Linked DNA regions of Homo sapiens: region 1 is linked to region 2. A link is a contact called in ENCODE Hi-C or POLR2A ChIA-PET data. All regions are on one chromosome and are shown on one strand. Each heading gives the region's core, a stretch centred on a gene start or an enhancer-like site at or near the end of the contact. The rest is flanking DNA. Distances are from core to core; before and after follow the strand shown.

Region 1 (4,679 bases), core at 516-3,015, 56 kb before region 2:
ATGACTTTCCACTAGTTAGAATACAATTCGCATTTCCCAATCAGCCTGTGGAATCCGACTCCTGCCGCCTCCACGTCCTCTACTGAAGCCACTCTCCCTCTTGTCTGCCATATTCCAGATGCTCTGGCTTTCTTTGTTTCTTGGTGACTCCAAACATCTTATTGTCTCTGGGCCTTTGCAGCTTGTCCTCTGCCTGGAATACTCTCCTCCAGACATTTATCCTAGTGGACTTCTAATTTATTAGGTTTCAGCTCACATGCCACTTGTTTGGCGAGGCCTCACAATTTGCCGCTCCTACCCTTTCACTCCAGAATCAGTTGTCTTGTTCCATTTTCCACACATCATTGGTCACCGTGTGAAAAATCTCTCGATTATTTATTTATTTTTTACTTTTTTGGGATCTGTTTCCTTCCACTAGAATGTAAGCTCCAGAAGAGCAGGGCATCTTATCTTCTTGGTCACTACTGTATTTTCAGTGCTCAGAAAAGCCACTGACATGTGGCAAGAGTTCTATTTTCTTTGATGAGTAAATGTGTAAATGGATGAAGCCTTTCTCTGTCTAAAATGCCTCTCCCTAAAGAAATTGATCTTTTAAAGCTTTTTTTCAAATGCCATCTCCTCAAAGAAGCCTTTTTGGATTGCTTTTTGATATCCCTCAAACCACGCATTTGCTGCTAAGGATTCTTACCAAAACTTGCCTTGTGGTTTAATTAGTTGGGTCCTTGTATTATTTCTCCAATTTGACTTCAAGCTCCTTGAAAATAGGAATTATATCCTACTAGTGTGCATTCCCCATAGGCGGTCTTTAACACAGTGCCTGCGCACAGTAAGTTAAATAAATAACTATTTTATGAATTGAAAACAAAGCCCCTTTCATGCAAGAGCTTGTAATAAAAAATGTTTACAAAAAGGCAACTAAAAGGACTAGATATACTAAATAACAGAAAATTAAGTTGCTGCCACATCTAAATAAAAAGCCCAAGTACTACTTTACAAATATAAGGAAAACAATCTTTTTTTTTTTTTTCAAGACAGAGTCTCACTCTGTTGCCCAGGTTGGAGTGCAGTGGTGCGATCTCGGGTTACAGCAACCTCCACCTCCTGGATTCAAGTGATTCTCCTGCCTCAGCCTCCCCAGTAGCTGGGATTACAGGCATATGCCACCATGCCTGGCTAATTTTTGTAATTTTAGTAGAGACGGGGTTTCGCCATGTTGGCCAGGCTGGTTTCGAACCCCTGACCTCAGGTGATCTGCCCGCCTCGGCCTCCCCAAGTGCTAGGATTACAGGACTGAGCCACCGTGCCCGGCCAAGGAAAACAATCCTGATACTTAACAAATCGACACACATACAAAGCTTTCACATCTGTTGACCACAAGAAATGATTGTAATCTTGTTTCTCATTAAGGGAAAGAAATTCAAGAGCTGGAACCAATATATATGAAGCTTCGAACATCCTTGCATCCTTAAAAGGATGTTGCTAAATACTCCTTGAGAACTGAGACCCTTTAAAGTAATTCATAATAAGCATGAGAATCGGCCAGCTCTAATGACTTGTTCATAGGTAGGCATTTTTTTTTTCTGAGATTCAATCTGCAAAAAGACGTCTAGGCCAGGAACTCCCAAACTCTGCTGCTGCACGTTAGAATCACCTGGGGAGCTCTTAAAACTCCTGAAACACAGATGTTAGTAGTTTGTAACGATCAATAGATGATCTCCACGTGTAGCAAAGAATGATTCACAGCCTGGGCTAATTTAGCTGAGGAAAAAGTTCTGGTCATTTCCCACTGTGGCCACTAGATGCCGCTACGGCCTGAAGACTGGAGAGGTTTTCTAGTACTTTTCCATCAGAGGAAGGGACGCTGGCGTTGATGTTTCCTATTACAAAGGAGCAAAGAGAACTTACTTTGTGTTAGCTTATTTTGAGAGAACAATACCTTGGAAAAGGGAGTTTGGATACTGAATGATGAAATAGATTAAATGTCTGCTGAATTGAATACTAGAATAGTGAGGTAATATTTCAATAATTTTATCTTCACTGTCTACCCATTGACATAGGTTCCTTAGTTTAAAAAAAAATGCTTTGATGGAATGCTAACATTTTGGAGATGGAAAATACCAGGATATAAAGTAATGATAGGGGAAGGCAATTGTTTGCTGCTCCCTTGAGGTTTTCAGGACTCTGTGCTCTGGTCCTTTTGTCAGGGCCTTTCTTTCTTTTTCTTCTTCTTCTTTTTTTTTTTTTTTTTTTTTTTTAAGACAGAGTCTCACTCTTGTCGCCCAGGTTACAGTGTGGTGGAGTGATCTCAGCTCACTGCAACTGCAGCCTCCACCTCCTGGGTTCAAGCGATTCCCCTGCCTCAGGCTCCCGAGCAGCTGGGATTACAGGTGCGTGCCACCACGCCAGGCTAATTTTTGTATTTTTAGTAGAGATGGGGTTTCACCATGTTGGCCAGGCTGGTCTCCAACTCCTGACCTCAGGTGATCCACCCACCTAGGCCTCCAAAAGTGCAGGGATTATAGGCGTGAGCCACCACGCCCAGCCAGGGCCATTTTTTCTATGCCTGGCTATCGTCTTTGCTTCTAGGTCTGAGCTTATAGAAGTCTTCCTTGATTCCCTGCTACAAAACATATACTGTTCTCTTCTTACAGCGTATTTACTAGCTGTTCTGTCCAAGCTCCTCATAGTCCAGGACCTTGTTCTGTTCACCCTTCTACCCCTAGGGCCTATCTAGCAGAGTTTCCAAGGCAGATAATAATAGCTCTTCTGTACAATAAAAGGTCACAATAGGTCTTTTGTAAAATATGTGAAAGAATGGCTTAGGGAATGTGGGGAAACACTTTGTAAGTTAGATTTGATGGTGAAAAGTATATGAGAAAAACGCATTATTTTTAAATAGTTTCTGATGAAATTGGATTCAACTTAGGAACCTAACAAGGAAAACTGGATAGAATGCCAGTTTTAAGAATAGAATTTCATAGCTTCATCAATACTTAGGGCTGGAGAAGATTTGGAGGTCATCCAGTTAAGCCTCTGCTACGATGTTTTAGATTCCATTTCAGCGTTCCATGCTAAGCAGTTGCCTGGGCTTTGATTGGAGCCATCCAATCAGTGCTTCCAAAGCAGACAATTCTGCCAAACTGTGGTGACTATTTGAAAGTTATTCCTTGTGTGGAGCCCAAATTTTCCCTCCAGGGCTTCTACCCATTGGTCTTAATTCATACCGCTGCAGCTCCACAGGTGGAGACTATGACATCTGCCCACGGGCTTCCAAAACGATGAGATCATGGTCTCCTCCTAGCTAAGTGTCCTCAGCTAGTTTGCATATAATAATATTGAAATACTTAATGTAATAACAGTAATAAGTAATAATAATCTTTTAGGTTTCCTTGCCCTCTTTCAAATACGTTTCATAAATGATTCAATACTATTTCTTATGATTTGCGAGAAAACAAATCCGTCTTCTGGGTGACCAATAAAAAGTGATTCCTCCCTGATGCCACAGAGTTGTTTTGGTTTTTGTTTTTGTTTTGAGACAGAGTCTTGCCCTGTTGCCCAGGCTGAAGTGCAGTGGTGCGATCTCGGCTTACTGCAATTTACGCCTCCCAGGTTCAAGCGATTCTCCTGCCTCAGCTTCCCGAGTAACTGGAACTACAGGCGCATGCCACCACATCCAGCTAATTTTGTATTTTTAGTAGAGATGGGGTTTCAGCATGTTGATCAGGCTGGTCTCGAACTCCCGACCTCAAGTGATCTGCCCACCTCGGCCTCCCAAAGTTCTGGGGTTATAGGAGTGAGCCACCACGCCCAGCCTTACAATTTGTTAATAAGCTCAAGACAGATTAGTGACTATCAAATATCATTGACACAGCTATTTCTACAAACATCTTCACTTACTAGAACATATCTGATTAAGAACTGCCTTTACCCTCTTCTTTTCCTCAGACGAAGCAATTTAAAGGACTTCTCAGATAAAGCAGTTCATGAAGCAAGCCTAATTGGCTTTCTGGGCGGGTGAGAAACTCACCAATTCTCTATAAAGTGGGTCCAAGGTGAACCACAGAGCCACAGCACACCTCTTTCCCTTGGTGACTGCCTTCACCCCATGAGGGTTCTCTCCTCCAGATGAGAAGCTGATCATGCGCCCACATTTTGGTTTTATAGAGGCCTGAGAAAGAAAGCAAAAATTAGACTTTCAATTGTTGTATCATAAACATTTCCACAACTCCTGCTTCTCTGGCTATGAGATTATTTGAGTTAAGGCCTGAGGCGAAGAATAAAGGAATCCTGGGATTGAAGATGATGTAAATTATCTCAATTTTCTCACCCGTAAAACAAAGGTAAGGTCAAAATAATATATACCTCAGAAAATAAAAAGATGTTCAAGTAAAACGTGTAGCAAAGTCCACATACATAGTAATCATTCAATACATGCTATATATATGATAGCCTGCAAATTCAAAGAAGGCAAAGTTTTCCTCTCATAATTCATTTCTGTAGCTTTTGCACTAGCAAAGCATCCGGATACAAGGTAGGTGTCCATTCCATACTTGTGTAATTAACAAACAAACAAACAGGACATCTGCAGTGCTGGAAAAGTTGTTATTGATCTAGGTAGTGGTTACATGAGCGTATACGCTTTCTAATTTTTAAATTGTACATTCATGGTTTATGTGCTT
Region 2 (4,600 bases), core at 460-2,959:
CTGATGGGATTTTCCATTCTTCTTGTTTTGGTATGTGATAAATCCTAATTTGTTTTACCTTAATTGCCTCATGTGTATAATGGGAATATTAACACCAAATCCTAATTTTTATTTTTATTTATTTATTTATTTTTGAGATGGAGTTTCACTCTTGTTGCCCAGGCTGGAGTACAATGGTGTGATCTCGGCGCACTGCAACCTCCACCTCCTGGGTTCAAGCGATTCTCCTGCCTCAACCTCCCAGGTAGCTGGGATTACAGGCGCCCTCCACCACGCCCAGCTAATTTTTTGTAATTTTAGTAGAGACAGGGTTTCACCACGTTGGCCATGCTGTCTTGAACTCCTGACCTCAGGTGATCCACCCGCCTCGGCCTCCCAAAGTACTGGGATTACAGGCATGAGCCACTGCACCCGGCCTGCTTATTTTATTTTTTAATCTGGCATGTGATTTGTGAAATGAATGCCAATTGTGATCTAAACTGGTTAGAAAAAATAATAATAATAATGCCAAGTTTGCAAATTAAAACTCCAACATATGTTTAATGTAGTCTCATTGCTTTTTTCCGTTGAATCTGAGACTGAAAAGTTCTTAAGAGTCATCTGGCCAAACCCCACTCTCTCCTCTGGTACTTGCATCTTCTGCAGAGTTCTGTCAATTGTCCCATGACCCCCTTCTTGCACGCATTCAGCAACAGGACATTCACTACCTTCCAAAACAGCCCATTCTAGCTTTGGGCAGCTTTGGCCATTCCAGAGTCCTATACTTTGTCTTCTTAGAATTTCTACCAAATTTCCCTCAATCTATTGGTCACAGCCATTCCAGATAGATCTAAGGTAGCCATTCAAGTATGAGTCCACTGAATCAATGTGGTTAATTCAGTAGAAAATGTTGTTCTTCTATGAATGTTTTTATCATGAGCTGCCAATATCTTAATGTACCTTTAGATAGATACATGCATATCTCTATTATGGGAGCTGCTGCATCTTCTCTGTGTTTCCTCCCATTTGTTCCTTAGTCCCTTTCCAGCTGTCCTGTCAGTCAGGAAAGGTCTCTCCATATCCTGAAGAATTTTGTTCAGAGAACCAGAGATACATGATACATACAGCAATGTCATTTCTTTGTTCTTCATAAATTAGCCATGACTGGGGCAGTGAAATTCTATTTAGTAATATAAATTTAAGCCACCTCAGCTGCTCTCTCAGGGAAAAAAAAATAATACTGTTGCTTCCCCAGTTACAAAAGTTTGGGAATCATCCCCCAAAAAATATTTCAAAAAGGTATTATTTCCAGAGGCCAAAGAGCATACACATGGATGCAAAAGAACTGTTGACTATATGGAGCCAGTAACAGCGTGGTAAATATATTTGACTCCTGACAATAACAAAAGCAAGTCCTGAAGACAGCTTGCATAATGGGAAATGGATTTTAGCAGAAATTCTTCTCTGGATTTCTCTTCAGCACATTCACCACCAGCAGTACCGTTATGTGTTTGCCATCGAGCCACACCCCTAAGCCACAATGTATTATGCATGTGCCGAGTTGCTGAGTATGGCTGATGCTGCAGCCCTTGTTAGTTAGTCTTGGAGAAGGAGCAAACACTTTGTTTGTGGATTCACAAGAAAACCTCTACAATCTATTTCCTGAAAGGTTTTTCTCTTTGACTTGAATGATCCTGACTTTTTGATTAAAGCCAAATTACTCAGGACATTGGAATGGTGAAAACTGGCCCCAAGAGGGCAGAAAAGTGCTTCAATGGCAAAGAGAACTTGCTAATGCCATAGACACATATGTCTCTGTATATACACAGAAATACTAGCCCAAGTACAACAGATCTGAGCACGTCAATGGAAAAAAGGTGTTTAGATTACCCTTCTCATGAATTGTCAGGTGGCTGAAGTCACAGTGACCGATTCTGTAGTTCCTTATGAATTCATCCTCTTATTATGAAAGGTTTCACAAGCAGTTGGTCAAGAATTATATGAAACTTTGTAAGGAAGTATTGTTCTACTTGGCAAAGATTGCTTCTATTTTAACATCGATTTTAACTTATTTCACCCATCATTGTGGTCTACCTTGATGAACTAATCACTCACATTTGCCACTAATTCAATCTCTCTTGCATCTAGATGCACATTTCTACAAAATAATAATAATAACAAAATCATGGTTATCATGTATTGTGCCACCTTGCTAAGCACTTAAAATGCATGTATTGTATTTAATCCTTTTAACATCATTATAAATCAGGTGTTAATAGTCCCATTTTTACAGATGAGAAAATCAAGGCTTAGATAAGTAGGCCAGGTGTAGTGGCTCCTTCTTGTAATCCCAAAACTTTGGGAGGCTGAGGAGGGAGGATTGCTTGAGGCGAGCAGTTTGAGACCAGCTTGGGCAACATAGCAAGACCACTGTCTCTATAAAAAATTTAAAAATTAGCTGGGCATGGTGGCAAGCACCTGTAATCTTAGCTACTTGGGAGGCTGAGGACAGAAGATTCCTTGAGCCCAGGAATTTGAGGTTGCAATGAGCTATGATTGTGCCACTGTACTTCAGCCTGGGCAACACAGCAAGACCCTGACTCAAAAAAGGATAAAAAGATAAGTGCCTTGCTAACTCCACTACTTAATGCTGCAGTTTAAGTTAGATATAGGCATAAGAGGGAATGAACTGTAAGTGCTTGTTGATGTATTTATGTATGCCCCACTTAAGACTGTTGTACTCCTTTCTAAATTATTCACTCTTTCAGGTCAGAACAAGTATTTCTATCTTTCCTTATAATACAGCCATCGGCAAACTTCTTACACCGTAATGGCCCAGGATATTACAGAAATACATGCAGAAATCTTAGTGTCACTGTGACAGACACAGGAAGAAACTACTGGATCCTATGCCACTCATCCTTCTCCAAAACACATATGAATATGTTTTGACCAAAGCCTGCCTTGAGAAAGCCAAGATAATTGCCATTCATTTCAATAGCTGGGAAGATTCAATGCAGTCACTTTTCTGACTTGGCATTTAAGGAAGGGCTAGTTAGACAAACAGAAGCGAGGGAAACCAAAGAAGACTGGCCCTCCCAGTGTCTGTCAACACAGGCTCCTCTCAGGCAATGGAGATTAAGGATGCTGATGTTATTTTTAGCCACATTTCCCCTGGAGTGAATGCCACTTCTTATGCCAAAAAATAAGGTATTTCTTTCCATTCCAAAAGTCCACTGTGAAAACTTCATATTCAGAATACCTGAGAGAGTTTAAATGTAGTTTTCAGAACCGAAAAATTGTCAAAATATTCAATAGCATTTATTCAGTGACATTTATTTATTTATTCTTACATGATGAGACTAAATCATATCCCTTTATCCCTATATCCACAGATGTCTGGATGCTGATGACTGTCCCTTTATCCCTATATCCATAGATGTCTGGATGCTCATTATCGTTTCTATTACCATTAATTTTGCACATTTTAATAGTAAGAAGACAGATGACCTGGGTCTGTCTTTCATTTTTGAAACTTCAGCAAGCCACTCCATTGCCCCCCTCCTGTCAAAAGCCTCATTTATAATAATAGCAATGATGATCCTTGCTTGGGTTGCCTCAAGAAGTTGTGTGAGGAAGAAAAGGAAAAAATCCATGTGACATTACCTAGAAATTAAAAAATATATATATATATATATATATATATATATACTCACAAACCCACAATTGATGCTTCTGTAATTATTTCTATTTAAGTATGTCTTGTCTCCATCCTGATGACAAGGACTTGCCATATGTTTCATGTTATCTCAAGTGCTTCAGAAGAGTAGGCATTCAGTGGATATAAATAATAATGATGAGAATAAAATTTAACATACCTTACCCCATGAATACAATTCTGCGAGTAGTCATCATTGCCAGCAGGTGGGGGCACAAACCTGAAGACTTTAATTAGAAAGGTTCATAGTTGGTCTACTGCTGAAATATGGTGAAAAGCTATCAAATTAGTTCAAAGTTTCTTCCATTATCTGTGGTGGCTGCCACCTTCAGAAAGGCTAAGGCGTTCAACACCAGGTTTCTGGCAAAACAGAGACTGTAGGTTTCAGGAAACCTACACCAGGTATCTGAACAGCACTGGATATGAAATCAGGAATAAGTCTTAGCACACGAATGTGTGATCTTGCTAATGTAAACGTCAAAGGATTTAGAAAAAAGTAAAATGAATTAGAATTTTTCTTTTGCGAAAGAGTGGAAGAGTTGTCTCAATAACCAAGATTGCCTTCTCTTTTCCATCTTAATCCAAACATGTTTTTCTTCTTTTTAAAAAAATAAAGCAGCTTACTGGATTCCCAAATATAGTATTAATATCAGTGGTAACTTCAAAGAAGCCACGATCAGTTCTTTAAGGACTTTCCCTCCTAGCATCTTTTTTATGGCTCAATAGGCCTGACCTCCAGGTCTCATCTTAAAAGTCAGAGCTTTCCCCTTTCATGAAAGTCTCCTATGTCTCATCAGTGCCAGATACACAGCAAAGTTAAATAGGGTCACAGTTTAGCGTGGGTCTCTAGGGTGAAGCCCATCCAGGGGTGTGGTGATTTTTCCTATGCATGGTCTGGCTGGG

The links. A loop is a pair of places that touch in the nucleus more often than their neighbours do. ChIA-PET counts read pairs that join two places held with the same protein, here RNA polymerase II (POLR2A). Pooled maps may share reads with other maps.
Region 1: a map of PC-9 shows a loop between it and region 2 (6-fold over the local background). The contact joins two enhancer-like sites. A Hi-C loop is called at or near these places in 17 of 168 maps with a recorded cell type or tissue (A673, Caco-2, Calu3 and 14 more), 4 of 37 single-sample maps with no recorded cell type and 11 of 50 pooled maps. POLR2A ChIA-PET finds 5 or more read pairs at or near these places in 7 of 52 experiments (HCT116, MCF 10A, PC-9 and 4 more).

What each region holds. Positions count from the first base shown.
Region 1 is chr3:189,959,931-189,964,609 of GRCh38, forward strand. It overlaps P3H2 (prolyl 3-hydroxylase 2), which reads right to left. Exons shown (of 15, transcript NM_018192.4): 14 at 4,028-4,168. Among named protein-coding and RNA genes, the nearest start is that of MIR944, 130 kb to the left of the region's middle. Within about 2 kb of position 1,766, at least 4 of the 41 ENCODE cell types and tissues checked have a DNase peak (open chromatin) inside an H3K27ac peak, as active enhancers do; they include mammary epithelial cell, where a contact is called at or near this core.
Region 2 is chr3:190,016,127-190,020,726 of GRCh38, forward strand. The region is part of intron 1 of P3H2 (prolyl 3-hydroxylase 2); the gene reads right to left. Among named protein-coding and RNA genes, the nearest start is that of P3H2, 100 kb to the right of the region's middle. Within about 2 kb of position 1,710, at least 2 of the 41 ENCODE cell types and tissues checked have a DNase peak (open chromatin) inside an H3K27ac peak, as active enhancers do; they include mammary epithelial cell, where a contact is called at or near this core.